Regions from separate parts of the Homo sapiens genome. Here region 2 is linked to region 1. The links are chromatin loops, found by intact Hi-C in ENCODE. Cell type or tissue: MCF 10A. All regions are shown on one strand. Links, peaks and the distances in the headings refer to the core of each region. The heading gives the core; the rest is flanking DNA. Region 1 holds the start of LOC105378036 (a long non-coding RNA gene). Region 2 has its middle 250 kb from the start of TRQ-TTG4-1.

The links. Hi-C counts contacts between places; a loop is a spot of excess contacts. Peaks named below come from ENCODE experiments on the same cell type or tissue, not always from the same donor. Only the 100,000 strongest peaks of a DNase experiment are listed, where the experiment ranks them.
Region 2: it touches region 1 in a loop (9-fold over the local background); 4 of 110 quality-filtered maps call a loop at or near these places.

What each region holds. Positions count from the first base shown.
Region 1 is chr6:144,101,019-144,110,901 of GRCh38, forward strand. LOC105378036 (a long non-coding RNA gene) reads left to right here and starts at 9,372. Exons shown (of 4, transcript XR_943089.3): 1 at 9,372-9,611. In MCF 10A, for the core only: a CTCF peak has its summit at 4,077 (motif pointing right); a DNase peak (open chromatin) is centred at 4,083.
Region 2 is chr6:144,927,306-144,937,188 of GRCh38, forward strand. No RefSeq gene overlaps it. Among named protein-coding and RNA genes, the nearest start is that of TRQ-TTG4-1, 250 kb to the right of the region's middle. In MCF 10A, for the core only: a CTCF peak has its summit at 4,315 (motif pointing left); a DNase peak (open chromatin) is centred at 4,316.

The DNA.
Region 1 (9,883 bases), core at 112-8,111:
GGCCTAGGAGCTCTTTACATATTCAGGATACTAGGCTTGCGGTTATAAGCAATGAAAGTATCTTTTCCCAGTCTATAGCTTTTCTTTACCCTTTCTTTAGGATATCTTTTGTTGTAGAGAAGTTAAGTTTAAAGTAGTCAGATTTATCAGCCCTTCTTTATGGTTTGTGCTTTTTGTATTTGGTTTAGAAAATGAAATCAATCAAAGCCCTTTCCTGCCAAAGGGCCACAAAAAGAGTTTCCTTTATTGTCTTCTAAAAGTTTTAGAATTTTTGTTTTTCATGTTTACAACTTTAATCCACCTGGAAGCTTTCGTTTCGTTTTGTTTTGATTTATGGATCTAATTTTTAGTATTTTCCTATTTGGCTTTCTAGTTACCAGTGATAACCAATCATTTATTAAATAGTGCATCTTTTTTTCTACTCATTTAGTGCTTCTATTACTTATTTATAGAGCTGGGCATTCTATTCCTTTAGTCTATCTGTCTATACCTTCAACAGTAGCACAGGGTCTTAATTACTGAACCCTTATAATAGGTCTTGATATCTGATAGGATGAAAGCCTGTACAATTTTTTTCTTTCATAAATTTATTGACTATTCTTGATCTTTTGCTTTTCCACATGAATTTAGAATTGGCAGAATCCTTATGGCAATTGTGATAGAGTAGAACAAAGCCGTGAAAATTAATTTAATACTATTTCTATATCATTAAGAATGATTCTAAGATATGAGAGAATTCCTCAAATTCAAAAGCCTTTAGAGGTAAATGGAAAATGCCCTTATGTGTATTAATTAAGAATCAAGATATATTAGTTTGCTAATGCTGCCGTAACAGAAGTACCACTGGTCGTTTAAACAACAGAAATTTATTTTCTCACAGTTCTAGAGCTAGACATCCAAGAGCAAGGTGTTGGCATGGCTGGTTTCATTCTGAGGTATCTCTCCTTGGCTCTCTGTGTCTTCACAAAGCTTTCCTTCCGTGCCTGTTTGTGTTCTAATCTCTTATAAAGACACCAGTCATATTGGATTAGGACTCACTCATATAACCTCATTTTAACTTAATTACCTCTTAAAGGTACTGTCTCCAAATACAGTCCCATTCCAAGGTGCTGGGGGTTAGGATTTTTTTTTTTTTTTTTTTGAGATGGAGTCTTGCTCTGTCACCCAGACAGGAGTGCAGTGGCGTGATCTCAGCTCACTGCAACCTCCACCTCCTAGGTTCAAGCAATTCTCCTGCCTCAGCCTCCCAAGTAGCTGGATTACAGACATGCACCACCATGCCCGGTTAATTTTTGTATTTTTAGTAGACTTGGGGTTTCATTATGTTGGCCAGGCTGTAGGATTTTAACATGTGAATTTTAGAGGGACACAATTCAGCCATAATAGTTATATACAGTGACATGGAATACATAAAATAACTTGCTTTTTACATATTTGTGAATTTAATTAGATTTATGAAAATAATTGAAATACTTGAAAAGATTTTATTTATTAAATCAGATAATTGCAATACTTACAAGGAGCATAAAATATATTAATAACTATGGTTTAGGCCTGGCGTGACAGCTCACGCCTGTAATCCCAGCACTTTGGGAGGCCAAGGCAGGAGGATCTCTTGAGTCCAGGAGTTGGAGACAAGCCTGGGCAACATGGTGAAACCCCGTCTCTACTACAAATACAAAAATTAGCTGAGGCTGGTGGCACGTGCCTGTAGTCCCAGCTACTCGGGAGGCTGAGATGGGAGGATTGCTTGAGCCTGGGAGGTTGAGGCTGCAGTGAGCTGAGATCTTACCACTGCCCTCCAGCCTGGGTGACAGTGAGACCCTGTCTCAAAAAAAAAAAAGGAAAAAAATTAACTATGATTTAAAGTGTTTAAAATAGTTAAACTTTGGAGTAGAACTAAATTTTATTCAAAGTCCCCTTTAAAACGATCGCTAAAATTTGCTAAACTTAGAAATAGATTAGGATTTTTAGCTGAAGTTAAAAGCTTAAGGGAACAGGTAGTTTTTCAATTTATAAGTTTAGCAGAGGGAGCATCAGCTTTTAAAACCTAAATAAATGCCTGAATAGTAGTTTCTACATTCCCCCAGATGATCCTTAAAGGCACTACAAAGCCTCACATTTAATGAAGTCAGCTTTCAAATAGTATGAAAACCGTGCTGCAATTTTTAATTGTAATTATATTTAATTTTTAACTTGGAGAGAGTTGTCATCTTAACTATGTTGAATTTTCTCATTGATGCACATGGTATATTTTTTCATTTATTTACTTCTTTCTTTCTTTGTCTTCTTCCTTTCCTTTCCTTTCCTTTCCTTTCCTTTCCTTTCCCTTTCCTTTCCTTTCCTTTCCTTTCCTTTCCTTTCCTTTCCTTTCCTTTCCTTTCCTTTCCTTTCCTTTGACAGAGTCTTGCTCTGTTGCTCAGGCTGGAGTGTAGTGATATGATCTCGGCTCGCTGCAACCTCCACCTCCCAGATTCAAGCAATTTCTCATGCCTCAGCCTCCCGAGTGGCTGGGATTACAGGCATGTGCCCCCATGCCTGGCTAATTTTTTTGTGTTTTTAGTAGAGACAGGGGTCACCATATTGGCCAGGCCGGTCTTGAACTCCTGGCCTCAAGGCCACCTCGGCCTCCCAAAGTGCAGGGATTACAGGCGTCAGCCACCGCAACCTGCCTAAGTCTACTTTTCTTAATGTAAAATAAAGCTGGTATAATTTTCTCCATTCATATCTTTACCATATTCTGTTAAGTTTATTCCTGGGTATCTGCCATGTATACTTATATTACACATGAATTTTAAATTATGACCTAATAAGGAATATTACAATTTCTTACACTTGTTGACAATAAAGAATTTTGGTCTGGAACCAGCAATCTTATTGGCAAGACATGCCAGGAGAGCTGTGAGAATTTCCTAACCGAAGATATTACCTCAAGTCAATCCCACCTGTTAGGTTACTTTATGTAACTATCAAATGTTGTCTTTACTAGGTGACTTTGGGGAAGGAAAAAAAGTAAACAGAAATCTTAAAAATAAAATTTTACAAATGCTGTCTTACAGTTCAGCATTTGAGTAAGGAAAAATATGCAATAAAAGATTCCATTAGAAAAGTGTATAGAATTTAAAATGTATAAAGAAAAATTACATATGTTTTAAGACAGAAAATTATATTCTGTTGGATCTGTTTTTGAAGCAAAGTCTTCCTTGTCTTTCTTGGCCTTGTGCTGCAGGCTTTAAATTTTTTAAGAAGCCATTTAACATTTTGACTAGCAAAGGCATAATCCACACATAGAGAACTATAACAAGGAACGCAGTATCTAACTTATACCATTTCTCACCCCCATCTTTAATGAGTAACCACACTGTATTAGTTTCTTGTGTATCCTTTGGGAGATTACATTCATGGATGTATAAGCAAACACAAATATGTATAGTATTTTACCCCCGTTTAAAATTCATATGGTAGCAAAATACTCACCATAATTCTCTACCTTGGTTTTTTGTGTTGGTTGTTTAATTCTGTTCTATGTTCTTTGATACATCATAGAGATCATCGCATATTAATACATAAAAGAGTTTTCTCATTCTTTTTTTCCTTGTATTATTGCCACATAATATTCCCTTGTATGAGTGTATCATACTCCCAGTAACCACCCTTTTATTGATTACCCTTTATGTTGTTTCCACTGCTGCAATGAATAACCTTGCTGCAATGACTAATACTGTACATATGTTATATTGCACATGTACAAGTATATTCGTAGGGTGAATTCCTAGTAGTGGAATTAGAGCATTATTAAAGACAATGAAACTACTGTTGTGCACACACTTAACGCAATCATGAATTTCTAACCATAGTGCTTTTCGGTGATTTTCAAATGTCTTGGATCACCAGAAATTATATTCAAATTTTATTATGATCTAAGAAAGACATGAACTTTAAGTAGAAATTAACTGAAGTCACATTTCCCTTGGTGAAAAATTATTTTAGATATCATTTCTGTCTGTAAGCAAGTATTAGGAGGACTTTCAATATGTCCAGATGTTGAAATAATGTTTCACACTAGGGGTCGCCAAAACAGTATTTAAGGCCAACAAATGGAACAATGGTTGAGAACATTTTTATAATGAGGCACCCTTGAGCTTCTCAATCACAGTAAGCAGGAACGGTGCCTTGTGAATGAGATGCTAAAAATAATACTTTGGTGTGCTGTATTTTTAAAGGCAACTAAGACTTTGATAATTTAGGAGAAAAGGAAGCAACCATTCCCTTATACTTTGGGGGCATTACACAATAAGTGGTGATGTGGAATTTAGGTGATATGGAATTTAGAGAATTTTTAAAATAAATTTGCTAGTTATAATCTTATTTTTCTGTGATTGAAAATGTCTTTATCTTCTACTTTTCTTTTTCCAACCATTGTGGGTTTCATATATCTGGGCAGATCTAGAACTCTCCATTTTTTAAGGGTTTTGCCCCTAATTGGGGATATACTACAAGGGTTAAATTTTATGTACTTTTCATATAACTTCTCTTGGGACAGATATGATTGCCATGGGCCTCCATTCTACAACTCATAAGATTTAATAGGCTGGTTCCTTTCTGTTCCTTAGTGATAACATTAAATCACAGGCCAGTGCAATTTTTAAACAATTTCTCAATGGAGAAATTTTACAAAGAAACATTGAAGCACTGTATGCATGTTCCATTTGTTACAGTAATATGAAATTTACTCTTATAATAGTATTTTTATGAGAACAAGTGTCTTAGTTCAGGCTGCTATCACAAATGCCATAAATTGGGTAACTTAACAGAAATTTATTCATCAGAGTTCTAGAGGCTGGGAAGTCCAAGATTAAGTTCCAGAAGATTTGGTGTCTGGTGAGGGTCTGCTTCCTGGTTAATAGACAGACGTCCCTTCTCTGTGTCCTCATGTGCCTGAAGGAGCATGGGAGCTCTCTTGGGCCTCTTTTATGAAGGCACTAATCCCATTCATGACAGCTCTCCTTTCATGAGCTAACCTCCCAAAGGCCGCACCTTCTAAAACCACCATCTTGGAGTTGAAATGTCAACAAATGAATTTTGGGGAGACACAAGCATTTAAACCACAGGAAATAGTTAAGAGTCACAATTTGTCATTTTCACAGTTTACCTAAGAGAGGGAAGTCATCTTTAAATATATGGTGAGAAGAGGTTTGAGGTCTAAAAAAAAGATTTAACTGAAGATTTTTTGTAACTTCAGTAAAAGGAATAAACAGGGTGCTATGATAAAGAATAATGGGGAAGAAGGAGGGGGGCACTGAGGAGAAGGTGATTGAGGGGAGGCCACTCTAGAGAGGTAACACTTGCATGTGTCCTGAGGAATGACAACAAGCCAGCTATGCCAAGAACTCTGGAAGAGCATTCCAGGCATAGAACAAAGGCACTGAAGTGGGGAGAAGTTTGAAGGACTCTAGGAACCACTAGACGGTTGGAGCCTAGTGACAGAGAAATAGTTACATTAGATGAAGTTGGACATGGAAGCAGTGGCCAGGTAATTTACAGTCTTGTTTGAATTTTTAGTCTATTGGGAAGCAAAAAAAAGTTTGAAGCCAGGGGAGCACTATGAAACCCTCATGTGCAGAACGGGGGCTTTGGGAGGGAAGAAGAGAGTGAGCTAAATACAGCCACAATCACAATCTGTGTAAAGATGCATGTACAAGACTGCCCTGTCACTTCAACCATCTCTTGCCTCGCCATTGCTCCAAACACACTGGCCAGGCATGTTTCTATCTCAGAGGCATTTTTCCTTTTTATTTCCTCTGCCTGAAATGCACTGTCTCCAGATGTCCATGTGGCAAAGGACCTTGGTTCTTTTAGGCCTTTGCTCACAATGTCACTTTTTAAATGAGTCCTTTTCTGGCCAAATTATCTAAAATTGTAAACCTGTCCCTCCATTACCAATGTTTCCTACCCCTATTTCCTTTATTTTCCCCTTACCACTTATTGCTAGCATACATGTTTAACTACATGTAAATACATAAATAATGTTTTATTTATCATGCTTATTGTCTGTCTCCTTACATAGAATATAAGCTCCGTGAAGACAAGGACTTTTGTGTTTGGTTCATGGCTCTGTCCGCAGCATGAAGTTCAGTGATTAAGTACTAAATTAATGTTGATGGAATAAATGAAGGAAGAAATGTTCATGATGGCCTTTTGAGTGATAGCAAAGGACTGGAAACAAATTGAGTGTTAACAAAAAGGAATAATTACATCAATTATGGTATAATCATAATATGTAGCTTTTAAGAGGCCCATACCTAGTAGATATAAATAGGCATAAAAAGACATCCATTTTATATTAAATGGGAAAAGGAAGTTATAGAAGTTATATGATCCTGTCTTTCAAACACACACCACACACACGTGCACACACACACACATTTGTATCATCATAGGAAAAGTATTGAAGGAAATATTAACCATTTGCCTTGGGGGAATGAGATGGGTGATTAAGGGGGATTTGGTTTGAATCATGCATTACCTTTGACATAAAAAGAGAAAAATAGAACAAACAAACGTTATTTAAAACCAAAATGTGATTCTACTCCAAACCTACCAGCATGGATTAAAATGTAAAATATTGACAGTATTAGAATATTGCTATCATAATGGGGTAGGCAGGAGATAACCAAAATCTCAAAGGATCCCCCAGGAATTAAAACTAGTCACCTCAACATCTCAACCATCCTTTATCTTAAGCCTAAGAGATGTGGATTTGGGGGGAAATTTTATTCTATAGAATTAACATCAGAGAAAAAGACCCAAGACAAGGCTTTACAAAATTATGAATATACTAATTTTTTATTGTTTTTGAGTTGCTTCAGTGACTTATCTAAGAGGATTACATGGAACAGTCTTTCCTAGCTGAGTCAGTTCAGCTAAGGTCCTTGAACAGCAATAATTACAAATTAGAATCTGGAGTCTAAAAATAAGAGGTGAAATGGATGGGACTGACCTTCTGTGCAAATATTGAACACTTCAGGTTTCTAACTAAAGATGTCATTCATTACAGTCTACCCAGGGGAAAAGTTGCAGGTGAACCCATAAGAAAGGAGCTGAGCTTATACTTTTCTTTTTATCCGAATTTGAGCAAGTGTAAGAATTGTCTGGTCCCTAGGGAAAGTTTAATGCCACTTCTCAATCGACATGGGGTAGTTGTTACATTTTCACTTTTTAGAACAGGTATGTGTATAGAAGTGATGACAGGTGCATCCTTATTAATGTATGGTTTCTTTCATTTTTCACAAATTGCACTTACTTTCATAAAACAGAACCACATTTTAAAATCTCCATGTAAATTTTTGCAATGTTATTTATTTCTATCATATTTTCTTCACATTCACCTATGAGTGCTTCCTAACTTAGAAGCCCCTAAGGATCTGTGTTTAATATATTGTCTTCAGTGACCCGAAAAGACCATGACGCAGAAGCAAGCCTAACCTTTTTATTTTTTTATTTTTATTTTTTTTATTTTTTTGCTGTTCATTTGTTTGTGGTAGCTTAAGACCAAAAAAGAATTTGGGGGTGGAGCAGATTGACACTCACAGCCATAGCTAACTACCTTTTTTTTTTTTTGAGACGGAGTCTTGCTCTCTGTCCCCCAGGCTGGAGTGCAATGGTACAATCTCGGCTCACTGCAACCTCTGCCTCCTGGGTTCAAGCAATTCTCCTGCCTCAGCCTCCCAAGTAGCTGGGACTACAGGCACATGCTACCATGCCTGGCTAATTTTTGTATTTTTAGTAGAGACAGGGTTTCACCATATTGGCCAGGCTGGTCTCGAACTCCTGACCTCTTGATCTGCCCTCCTTGGCCTCCCAAAGTGCTGGGATTGCAGGCATCAGCCACTGCGCCTGGCCAGCTAACTACTATTAAAGAAAAAAATTATTCAGTGATACTTGTTGAAACATAGTAGGGAAGAATTTATTCAGAACCATCAAGGTAGGTACAGGGATGACTGCAACAGTGTGTTGCAGTAGGGGAGAGAGATTGGGCTTAACTTCCAATACAGCCTGGACAAGTGGGAATTTATAACCAAGGAGCAGGGTGGGGGTCAGTGAATGGAAAATTACTAGGAGGAAATATCAGGGGTAAAGGGGATTCTGGCTAAATCAACCTAACAGGATTCTTGCTGAAGACAGGCCAGGATGATCAGACATCATCTGGGGGAGGATGGAGACGAGGAACCTGATCAGATATCAAGGATGATCAGATTATTGAGGATGGGGGTTCTGGTGAAATTGACTTAGCAGAGTTCTTTTGCTAAAGCTGGATTTTACAAGGAAGTGCACAGATGGGCCCAGGAGAAAGTTCAGAAACCTGATTAAAGAATCTTTGTCAACCAGGCACGGTGGCTCAAGCCTGTAATCCCGGCACTTGGGTCAGGAGTTCAAGACCAGCCTGGCCAACATGGAGAAACCCCATCTCTACTAAAAATACAAAATCAGCCTGGCATGGTGGCACGTGCCTGTAATCCCAGCCACTCGGGAGGCTGAGGCAGGAGAATCGCTTGAACCTGGGAGGCGGAGGTTGCAGTGAGCTGAGATCATGACACTGCACTCCAGCCTGGGCAACAAGAGCGAAACTCCGTCTCAGAAAAAAAAAAAAAAAATCTTTATCGGTGTCCATGGTGCTATTTCCCCACCCATTCTTTTGACATTTTCTTCAGCTTATGTAAGCCACTATGCAAAGCAGTTTCAAGTCTCCCTCCTTCTAAGTGGATGTTTGCTTCTAAATCCCTCTTATAAAGACATTCCAGCAGGCTGCTGAGGACCGCCTAAATAATGAGCTTCAGTGAGTTAGTTGCTTTAGTTGTCTGAGGAACATATTTATTCTGTCAGAAACGTAAAAATACTTTCAGTCAAAGCCCCGTCTTCAGGGTCCTCAAGATAGAGAAATTCTGCTTTGGCTTCATACCCTTCATCTCTATTTTTGGATCTCTTGATTTGCTAGACGGTCTTTCTATCCGCTTAATCACTTTACTTAAAAAGGCAAGAAAAGCACATGGAATTTTGTCCTAGTTTTAGTGCGGTTCTGCCCTAAGACCAAGGCAAGAGTGGGGCTTTCCCCGCGCCCCTCACTTTAGAGGGACCTGTTTGGACTCCTCTGTGAGCTTCACCCTCGCATGAGCTGCAGAGTCTACGGGTCAAGGGGACATTCCCACCTAGGTCCACACCCCCATGCTCCCCACTCCCTCAATCCCTGGCTTGGACTCACACAGATTAAATTTGGAAACAGAAATTCCAAGTATGAATAGTCCCAAGCCCACATCCAGGGCTTTGCGCAGGTTTCTTTCCTGCATCTGCCCTCCCAAAGGCTCACTTTGCTGCTCAGGTGCATAGCACTGGGCCTGCAGTGTGCCTAGGGAATGGCTCTTGGCTGGGGTGTTCGACTCGTGAACTCGGAGAGGCAGGTTGAGAAATTCCATCTGAAGAGTTTGGGCTTAGAGCTCCCTCGTAACTTAGAGATGATTTTTTAAAGGACTCAGGTGTCCATCTTTGGTTCAGAAAAGATGATCTTGTACCTAAATGTCTCCCATGTTGCCATTCCAGTCTCAAATGTCATACTGGTAAGTAACCTTATGGTCATAAATTGTATATTTATTAACAATGACTTGCTCCAGGTGGTAACCTCAGTTCTTTTGAAATAGAACATCTGATCTTGTGATATTAAAGCTTCTTTAACTTGTGATGTTAAAGCTGCTTCCTTTACTAAGCAAGTGACTTTTCAAATCGAAGATTTATAATTAAATGCAAAGCTGGTAAATTATATCATGCCACCCGTATGAATACTTTCATGTTAGGCTTAGGAATAATCTTTTTATTATTTTCTTTGAAGTGT
Region 2 (9,883 bases), core at 1,229-9,228, 830 kb after region 1:
TTCTACTACTCCTCAAGGATTATTCAGGCCCCCTCCCTTCCCTACACATCAAGCTTGAGGATTTGCCCCCGCCCAGGACTGGCAAATTAGCTTTACTCAACATGCCCCGAGTCACAAAAACTAAAATACCTCTTAGTCTAAGTAGACACTTTCACTAGATAGGTAGAGGCCTTTCCTACAGGGTCTGAGAAGGCCACTGCAGTCATTTCTTCCCTTCTGTCAGACATAATTCCTCAGTTTAGCCTTCCCACCTCTATACAGTCTGATAACAGACCAGCCTTTATTAGTCAAATCAGCCAAGCAGTTTTTCAGGCTCTTAGTATTCAGTGACAGACTAATGGTCTATTAAAAACACACCTCAACAAGCTCAGCCACCAACTTAAAAAGGACTGGACAATACTTTTACCACTTTCCCTCCTCAGAAGTCAGACCTGTCCTCAGAATGCTACAAGGTACAGCCCATTTAAGCTCCTGTATAGACGCTTCTTTTTATTAGGTCCCATTCTCATTCCAGACACCCGACCAACTTAGACTGTGCCCCCAAATAACTTGTCATCCCTACTATCTTCTGTCTAGTCATACTCCTATTTGCCGTTCTCAACTACTCATACATGCCCTGCTCTTGTTTACACTGCCGGTTTACACTGTTTCTCCAAGCCATCACAGCTGATATCTCCTCGTGCTATCCCCAAACTGCCACTCTAAACTCTTGAAGTAAATAAATAATCTTTGCTGGCAGGACTATGCTGAACCTCCTTAGGCACTCTCTAATCAGATGTCCTAGGTCCTCCCAATTCTTAGTCCTTTTATACCTGTTTTTCTCCTTTTCTTATTCCATTTAGTTTTTCAATTCATACAAAACCATATCCAGGCCATCACCAATAATTCTACACGACAAATGTTGCTTCTAACAACCCCACAATATCACCCCTTACCACAAGATCTCCCTTCAGCTTAATCTCTCCCACTCTAGGTTCCCACGCCGCCCCTGATCCCGCTTGAAGCAGCCCTGAGAAACATTGCCCATTCTCTCTCCATACCACTCCCCAAAATTTTCGCCGCCCCAATACTTCAACACTATTTTGTTTTATTTTTCTTATTAGTACAAGAAGGCAGGAATGTCAGGCCTCTGAGCCCAAGCCAAGCCATCGCATCCCCTGTGACTTGCACGTATACGCCCAGATGGCCTGAAGTAACTGAAGAATCACAAAAGAAGTGAAAAGGCCCTGCCCGGCCTTAACTGATGACATTCCACCATTGTGATTTGTTCCTGCCCCACCTTAACTGAGTGATTAACCCTGTGAATTTCCTTCCCCTGGCTCAGAAGCTCTCCCACTGAGCACCTTGTGACCCCCGCCCCTGCCCACCAGAGAACAACCCCCTTTGACTGTAATTTTCCTTTACCTTCCCAAATCCTATAAAAGGGCCCCACCCGTATCTCCCTTCGCTGACTCTCTTTTCGGACTCAGCTCACCTGCACCCAGGTGAAATAAACAGCTTTATTGCTCACACAAATCCTGTTTGGTGGTCTCTTCACACGGATGTGCATGAAATAAACCATGTTTGATGAACCCAGATGAGCAATCTGTTGATCTGAGAAAAGGAGTTTACTTGAATGAAAGCTAGTGTTGTTTGGATAAATGGACATTGGGAAGTTCCTGAAACAATCACGTGATCTGCAACTTTATCTTCCTGAGCCAGGGTTTTCTGGAAGAGTGATGCCCTGTAGCTGCAGACAGTGAGCTGTGTGGTTGAGATAGTTTGAATGCTGGGGGCTATTTCAGTTGGTGTGGTCAGGGAAGGCCTCCTAGTTGATGAAACCTTAGTAGAGGTCTGACTGTTGTGAAGGGTGAGCTGTGAGCAGTTCTAGGAAATTCAGCATTCTAGCCAGAGAGAAGAGTCAGGGCAAATCCCTTGGCATGGGAAGGATTTTGAGTGTTGGAGGACTAGCAAGAGAAGCAGGATGGCTGGGGAAACCATTGAGCAAGGGGGAGGTTACTTGGAGATTAGTCAATACCTTCCCAACACTAGGAAGAGTTTGGATTGAATTCTAAGGGATATGGGAAGTCACTGATGGTTTTAAAAAGAGGAGTTATCTGATTTAGAGGGTTAAATGACCACTTTGGCAGGAAGACCAGTTAGGAGGCTTTTGTAGTAGTCCAGGAGAGGGCAGGTGGCTTGGTCTTTGGTCATAGCAATGGAGGTGATGAGAAGTCAGTGGTGTACTAGGAGTTATCCTTGACTCCTCTTTTCCCAAACATCTCACATTCAAACTATCTACCTTCAAAATATAACTCCTAGTATTTTGACCGGAATAACTGATTGAAAAGCTATTCCATGTTGTTATGGACTGTGTGTGTTCTCCCAAAATTCATATATTGAAGCCTATATCCCAGTGTGACTATATTTGGATACAAGGCCTCCAGAAAGGTAAAATTAAGGATATATGGGGTCATAGGATAGGATTCTAGTTTAGTAGCACTGGTGTCCTTATAAGAAGAAGGGACACCAGACATCTCTTTCTTTCTATTCACAGACTAAGGAAAAGCTATATGAGGATACAGCAAGAGGGCAGCCAACTACATTCCTGGAAGACAGCCCTGAAACCAACACTGATGGCACCTAGATCTTAACTTCTGGCATCTGGAACTGTGAAAAAATAAATTTCCATTGTTTAAGCCATGCAGTCTGTGGTAATGTTTTATGGCATCTCTAGCAAATTAATATACCATGTAATAGTATGTAGAAAACTGTGGAAAGAGTAGATTTGGGCAGGGTGGGAGCGTGGGGGTAAAAATAAACAGTTCTCCTTGTGGAAATGGTTGTGGATTATATGAGTTTTAAAGTCAGAGTGAAGGATGTTGAGATATAAAGGAGAGAGTCAGTAATGTGTGGCTTTGAGGCTTGGATTTTTCTTTTCTTTCCTAAACATCTGACTCTACCACCACTAGCCTCCTCCATTCCTGCCTTCTTGAATAACTATTTCTATTACGCCATTTCTCTTCTTCCTATTGAACACTACTTTCTGTGAAGGATTAGCTGTGATGTGGTGTAAAACTCTTTGGACTTAGGCCAGGTATGGTGGCTCAAGCCTGCAATCCCAGCATTTTGGGAGACTGAGGCAGGCAGATCACGAGGTCGGGAGATCGAGGCCATCTGTCTAACATGGTGAAACCTCATCTCTCTACTAAAAGTACAAATAATAATAATAATAATTAGCCGGGTGTGGTGGCAGGTGCCTGTAGTCCCAGCTACTCAGGAGGATGAGGCAGGAGAATGGCGTGAACCCGGGAGGTGGAGCTTGCAGCGAATTAACTCACTACACTAAAATGTCACTGAATAATATCAATAAACACATACATTTTTATTGTATGTGGATCGCGCCACTGTACAGCAGCCTGGGCAACAGAGCGAGACTCCGTCTCAAAAACAAACAAACAAACAATCAAAAAAACCTCTTTGGACTTAGTGTTAAGTACTCTGGGTTCAGGTCCCATCTCTAACCCTTACTATCTGTATAGCCGGGGAGTCTTGAGCAACTGATTCACTTAACCTCACTGGCATCAACTTCTTCACCTGAAATATGAATAAAGATATTTACCTTACAGGCTTATTATGAAATAACAACTATGCATGAGAAAAAAATGAGTATAAAAGCATTTTATAAAGTGAATATCGCAATAAAAACGTGTTTATTGATATTATTCAATGACATTTTAGTGTGATGAGTTAATTTCCTAGGAGTGATTGCATATAAACTGTAGAGAAAATACTAGACCCACGAAAAACACTTCCATTGTTAATGATGCAAGGGAACTTCTGTCTACTCTACTTCCCCAAATCTCTTCATATAAATGAGTGACCAGTCTACCTACCAATGAAATCAGTTTCATCCTCAATTTTCTATGGAGTGAACCTGTTGCAGGACGGATGGGTTCCAAAATTTAGCGTTAATCTGGGATGGTCCTTGGCTTTACCCAGGATAGAATTTAAGGGCAAGCCGGATCACCAGTAAGACAGTAATCTTCTGTTGAACAGTACTGCTCCTTGCAGAGAAGTTCTAATCATAGGCAGTGCACCCAGATTTATCAATGTATGGGCTCTTGGCAACTGTATTTGTACTCACTTAAACCCACTTTCAGTTACATGTGAATTAAGAGGCAGGTCAATGCAAATTGAGGGAAGGATTATTTGGAACTTTCTAAGAAAGAGACAGTAACTTAGGGGTTGTTAGAATGGAAAGAGGGGGTAACTTTTGGGTTGCTGTCGTGGCATTTGTAAATAGTCATGGCACTAGAGATTGCTTTCATCGCCATCTGCTGGTTCCTGCTGGTTTCTTCACTTTATCCTGTCTGGACCAGACCCTGATTTGGTTAGCAGGGTTGTGTCCAGAAAACCAGTCCTGCTGGTCTCCTACCTCAGTTCTATTTCTGTTTATGAACTAGATTGACTTGCTCTAGAAGATATAATACAGACTATAACATAGAGTTAGAGATTTGTAAGATGTTAAAGAACCCTTAGATATATTGTCCAGAGATGGCAAAATTGCAAATTAAATTACCACTCTCCTATCTTTTGGCCATGAAAGACATTACTTATTTACCAGAGCACATTTGTCTACTAAGCCCTCAATAGCCTCGAAATCATTTTCTTTATGGTATAGAGCCTCTACCATTTTGTTTCAGCAGGAAAATTTTATTTGCCATCTGTGATTCCTTTCATTATACAGATGGAGAAACTGAGACCTTGAGAGGTAATTTGTCTAACAGCATGCTTACTGTTTTTAGTGAATGCCAAAAATACCTAAGCAGGAAGCTGCATTTCTATATATGGAAAATGAATGTACTTATTATAAATGTGCATATACCTTCACACCTCACCACACATATATACATGATTGTTCATTTGAAATCTTTTTTTTTTCTGATTGAAGATACCCCTAAGGAGGCTGGAGACACCAAAAAATCTTTCTTAACTAACATTGGCAGTATTGAAACACTGCCTTCTGAGAGAAATGACTTTTGTCTTTTACTTAATTAATTATAAACAGGAATCACTAGATACCTGCAGGTTGTTGTTTGCTTACTTATTACAGCCAAGCTCTGCCATTCTTAAATCTCTTTTAACTCTTAAAAAGGCAGGCAGAGAGGTTTCTTCTCCTTTGATCTTCTTAAGGGCACTGATACATTAAAGGATGCTATGATGTCTCAGACTGCCAAAATATAACACTAATAATACTGTGTGCTCTCCAAACACAACATCCTTCCTATAATATCTTCCCTTGACAGACATAATTACTTGAATCATCCACAGGGGCCTCTTAATGAAACTTTCTGTTTGTAGCAACTTTTGTTTCATTTAATTAGCTGTCTGTATGAGCAGTGCATGAAGGCAGTTGTTTTCTTACACAGCAAAGAATAATGTCAATTCATTTCTAAGGGTGAGCTAAATTGAAGGTGCCTGTATTAGCAGAATCACTTTCTATTTGGATTAAGCAAGCTGTCAATATTGCAGCTCCTATGTTACAACACTCTTGTTGCCATCTAACCTCAACCTGTGTATGTACAAATATTTCATTAGGTTATTCCTATAACAGGACATTAAAATGGGACTTGTCCTGTCTTTCAATTGAGGCCAAAGACACTAGATGACACCTTCTAAAATGAATTGTAAGTCAGTTCACTGATTGAATGACTCTCAAGCCACACGATTTTTTTAGATCTTTTTAACGATCTAAAAAGTGGCTATTATTGGGCGTGATAAGTAGAATTTGGAGAGGACTTCTTTGCAGTGAGCTATCTTGTTGAGTTCAACCTATGAAACGAGAGAGTGTGTGTAAAGGGGGCAATTGCCCCTAATCCCAAGTCTAGCATGAAAAACTCCAATGGGATTACATTGAGAAATTGATATGCAATCTCTGTAGGTTTTGAATCAGATTAATGGGGCTTGGCTCATGCTTGAGAAGGCTGCAGTAGCTTGTGGTTTAGGAGTGAACTGTCTGTGATAGCATTGCCTTCCTTCCAACTGCAGACCAGTGGGCATGATTCCTAAGGACCAGGTATGGGAACCACACTAGTAATGTCAGCCTGAACTCATTTTAAAAGTGACTGTCTTGGAGGGATTTTCAGTTATGGTAGCATAAAAACATTGGTGAATCCTTTTAGCCAAACTGAACAAAATTGTCAAAAGGATGAAATATTTCCAGGCACTGGACTGACCATAGAGCCCAGAGTGTGTAAACCACAATTTTAGAATCATGTATTCTTAAAAACCTGGAGTGCTTTGGGAAGGAAAGGCAGACATCTATGCCCTTTTGCTTGGGCTGCTCCCATCCTCCCTCCTGCCCCAGCACAGTTGACAAGAAGTATAGTTTTACCAGTGTGGTGCTGTCTAAAAAACCCAGCAGCTTTATTGCCAGAGGGGACAGAATCAATTTGAGAAAAAAGACAAAACCCCATAGCTGTGTCAGCTAAAACTAAAGAACTTGGTAGAAAATAAATGGGGAGGACCTGTAGCTTTGCTTATCTAGGTTTGTGGTCCTGGTTAGGGTGAGCAGTGAACTAGTAAAAATTTAATAAGAAGATCTTGGAAGAGAAAGAGCTATGAAAGTCCTAAGATATACTTTTCATATATCCTCGGCCTACTGGGAAACTACATTTATCCTAGCTTTATCCTAGCGTAAAGTATAAGTTAAGGGACACTTGAAAACTTGCTGCAACTTGGAATGTACTTCCCAGCCCATGTACAGATCAATGAACAGAAGGAGGAAAACTTATGGGCTTGAGGGGTTTGAACACAACCTCAATCTACATTATTGTCTGATTACTAAACTGTGCAGTTATAGGAATAACACCTAGGAAGCCAGGGTAAAATAGAAAAATAAAAAGAAAAGAATACAGAATGGAGACATCAGTAGGTACATATTTTTGGGGAGACAGACATTGGAGTTTATGTCCAAGCAAATTAATAAAAAAGTAACACTTGGAAAAATAAAACAGAATCTATACTTGCTACAATTATAAGACATGCACAGAAACAGAGAAGTGTGATTCATACTAAAATAAAACCCAAAACCCAGTTTATAAAAACAGACTCAGAATAGGTCTAAGTGTAAGCTTTAGTAGAAAAATGCTTCAAGGCATCTCTCACAGATATGCTCAAAGAAGTAAAGAAAAATATTGTGACAATAACTCAAAAAATAGGGAACCTCATGAGAGAAATAGAGGCTCTAAAAAGGCCAAATAAAAATTCTAGAGTTAAAAAGATCAATAACTGAAATAAGAAATTCACTAGATGGACTCAAGAGCAGATTTGAGATGGCAAAAGAAACAATAGCAAACTTGAAGTTGGATATATCTGAAGAACAGAGGGAAAAAAGAGAGAAGACAAATTAACAGAGTATTAGAGTCCTGAGGGGCAACATCAAGTGTATCTATATATATAATAGGTCTCACAGAAAGAGAGAAAATAAAGAAAAAATGTTTTCAGAAATAATGGCGGCCAGGCACACTGGCTCATGCCTGTAATCTCAGCACTTTAGAAGATTGAGGTGGGTGGATTACTTGAGCCCAGGAGTTTGAGACCAGCTTGGGCAACATGATGAAACCCTGTCTATACCAAAAAAAAGAAAAAAACAAAAACAAAACACCCTGCAAAAATTAGCCAGGCATAGTGTCATGTGCCTATAGTCCCAGCTACTCAGGAAGCTGAGGTAGGAGGATTGCTTGAGCCCCACAGATGGAGGTTGTACTGAGCCAAGATTGTGCACTGAAGCCTGGGAGACAAAGTCAGACCCTGTCTCAAAAAAAAAAAAAAAAAAAAAAGAAAAGTAAAAGAAAAAGTAAATGCCTTGAAACTTCTCAAATTTAATGAAAACAATTTACAAATCCAAGAAGCTGAACAAATACCAAGTAAAATAAACAAAAAAGACCCACTTCTAGACATCATAGTGAAATTGATGAATGTTAAAAACAAAGAGAAAATACTGAAAACAGCAAAAAAAAAAAAAAAAAAAAAAAAGAAAAAAGTGACTCATTATATACAAGGGAATGACAAACAATGAATGATTGACTTCTCCTTCAAAACAATGGGGTCCAGAAGGCAGTGGAATGATGTATTCAAAGTGCTGAATGTAGCAAAACTATTCACCAAGGATCCTATACCCAATGATGTATTCAATGATGTTTTTTCTCCCTGTTCATTCTCCTTTTTTAAAATTGAAGGTGAAACAAAGACATTACAAGATAAGCAAAAACTGAGGGAATTAGTTGCTGGCAGATCTGTCCTACTTGAAGTACTTAAGAAACTCTTTCAGGCTGAAAGAACTGATACTGGACAGTGACTGAAATCCATAGGAAGAAATTAAATATGCAAGTGTATATGCATAAAACAGATATACATATATATTTATTACATATACACACACATATGTGTGTGTGTGTATGCATGTGTATATATACACATACACACACACATTTTCTCTCTCTTTTCTTCTCTAAAGATGACTCTGGCCTGCCAGATAAGGGGCCAAGCAACAAAAAGCAGGGACAGAAACTCAGAGTGAATCAGGGGTGGTTAGCTAGAGAAGAGGACTCTGTGAATCAAGATAATTGCAGTCAGGGGGTTCCTGAAGGGGAGTCTCTAACAAAGGCACAAAACAGCCCTTGGAGATAAGAATGAGCTTTAAATATTTGCTAGATTCAGAGACAATAAAGGCAAGCTAAAGTAGAAGTAGTCAAGAACTTTCGAGTATCCCTTACCTCTCCTCCCACCCTCTGCTTCCATTCTGGCAAAGTCTGAAATAGCAGTCAGTTCAGTGGGGAGAAGAAACCATCCTCCTCCCCAAGTGGCAGGCAGCCTACCTATGCCTGGCCCTAACCTAGGGTGAGGAGGGGATAGGGTGATAGGGCTTACCTTCCAAGCTGGATTGAATTGTGGGTTAATGTTGAACCAGATATTTTTTATTACTGAATTGTTTGTGAATTAAAGGATCTGAAGAAATTTTTGCTACCTGAAAAGGGTCAGAGGGGGAGTTGAGAACCCGCTCATTCAGAAACAGAAGACATTCTACCCTCTGCCCCTACCCAGCAAGGTTAAAGGGTAAGTGGGAGCCAAAAGTAAAGTTCCTTTTATGAACTCATTCTATTCCTCCTGCATGTTACATGTCCAGTACACTTGCCTGTTCTTCACCATCATTGAGATTTCTAGTTCCTTAATCCTTTCTTTTTTCTCCTTGTTTGTTCTTTTTATGATTTAACATTCTTCCCACTTCAGAGCAGACTTCACAATTAGTTACTTCAATCAATTCTTCCCTGTTTTCAATGGTTTCCTCCATTTTTCTACCACACAAATCTTGTAATCATTCTAATCTAACTGGTTTTCTTTCTCCTTCTACAGATGAATTAACGAATAGTAGAGAAAATAACACATTTGGATTCTTGGTACCAGGATCATTTTAATGGTCTTTGGCTTCAGATGGGCCATTTAAACTACTCAACAAGACCTTTGTCTGCCTCTGGTCAGTTTCCTCTGCCATTCACCCCAGAAGGATCATGGATTTTAACTGCTCTGATCAAGTTTCTTATTCCACCCCTGCACTTTCTTCTTTTAGCTGCCGAGGCTGTTGTCCACGTCCCAAAGATAATTGAAGTTGAAGTGGGATGAACTCCAGGCTGACTCACATCTTCACTTCTTCCTCTGTAGCCTTAGAGAAAGAAGCTTCAATTTACAGATGATCTCAAGTTCATTCATCCTCTCCTATCACTTCTATATTTACTCCTCTTTAGTATTTTTAAACTTTTTCCTCTTCACTGACTTCTCAACACCTTGTGAACATAAGAAAGCTCATTGTAAATGAACTCCTCTGCTAGGCCTCTATATTTCT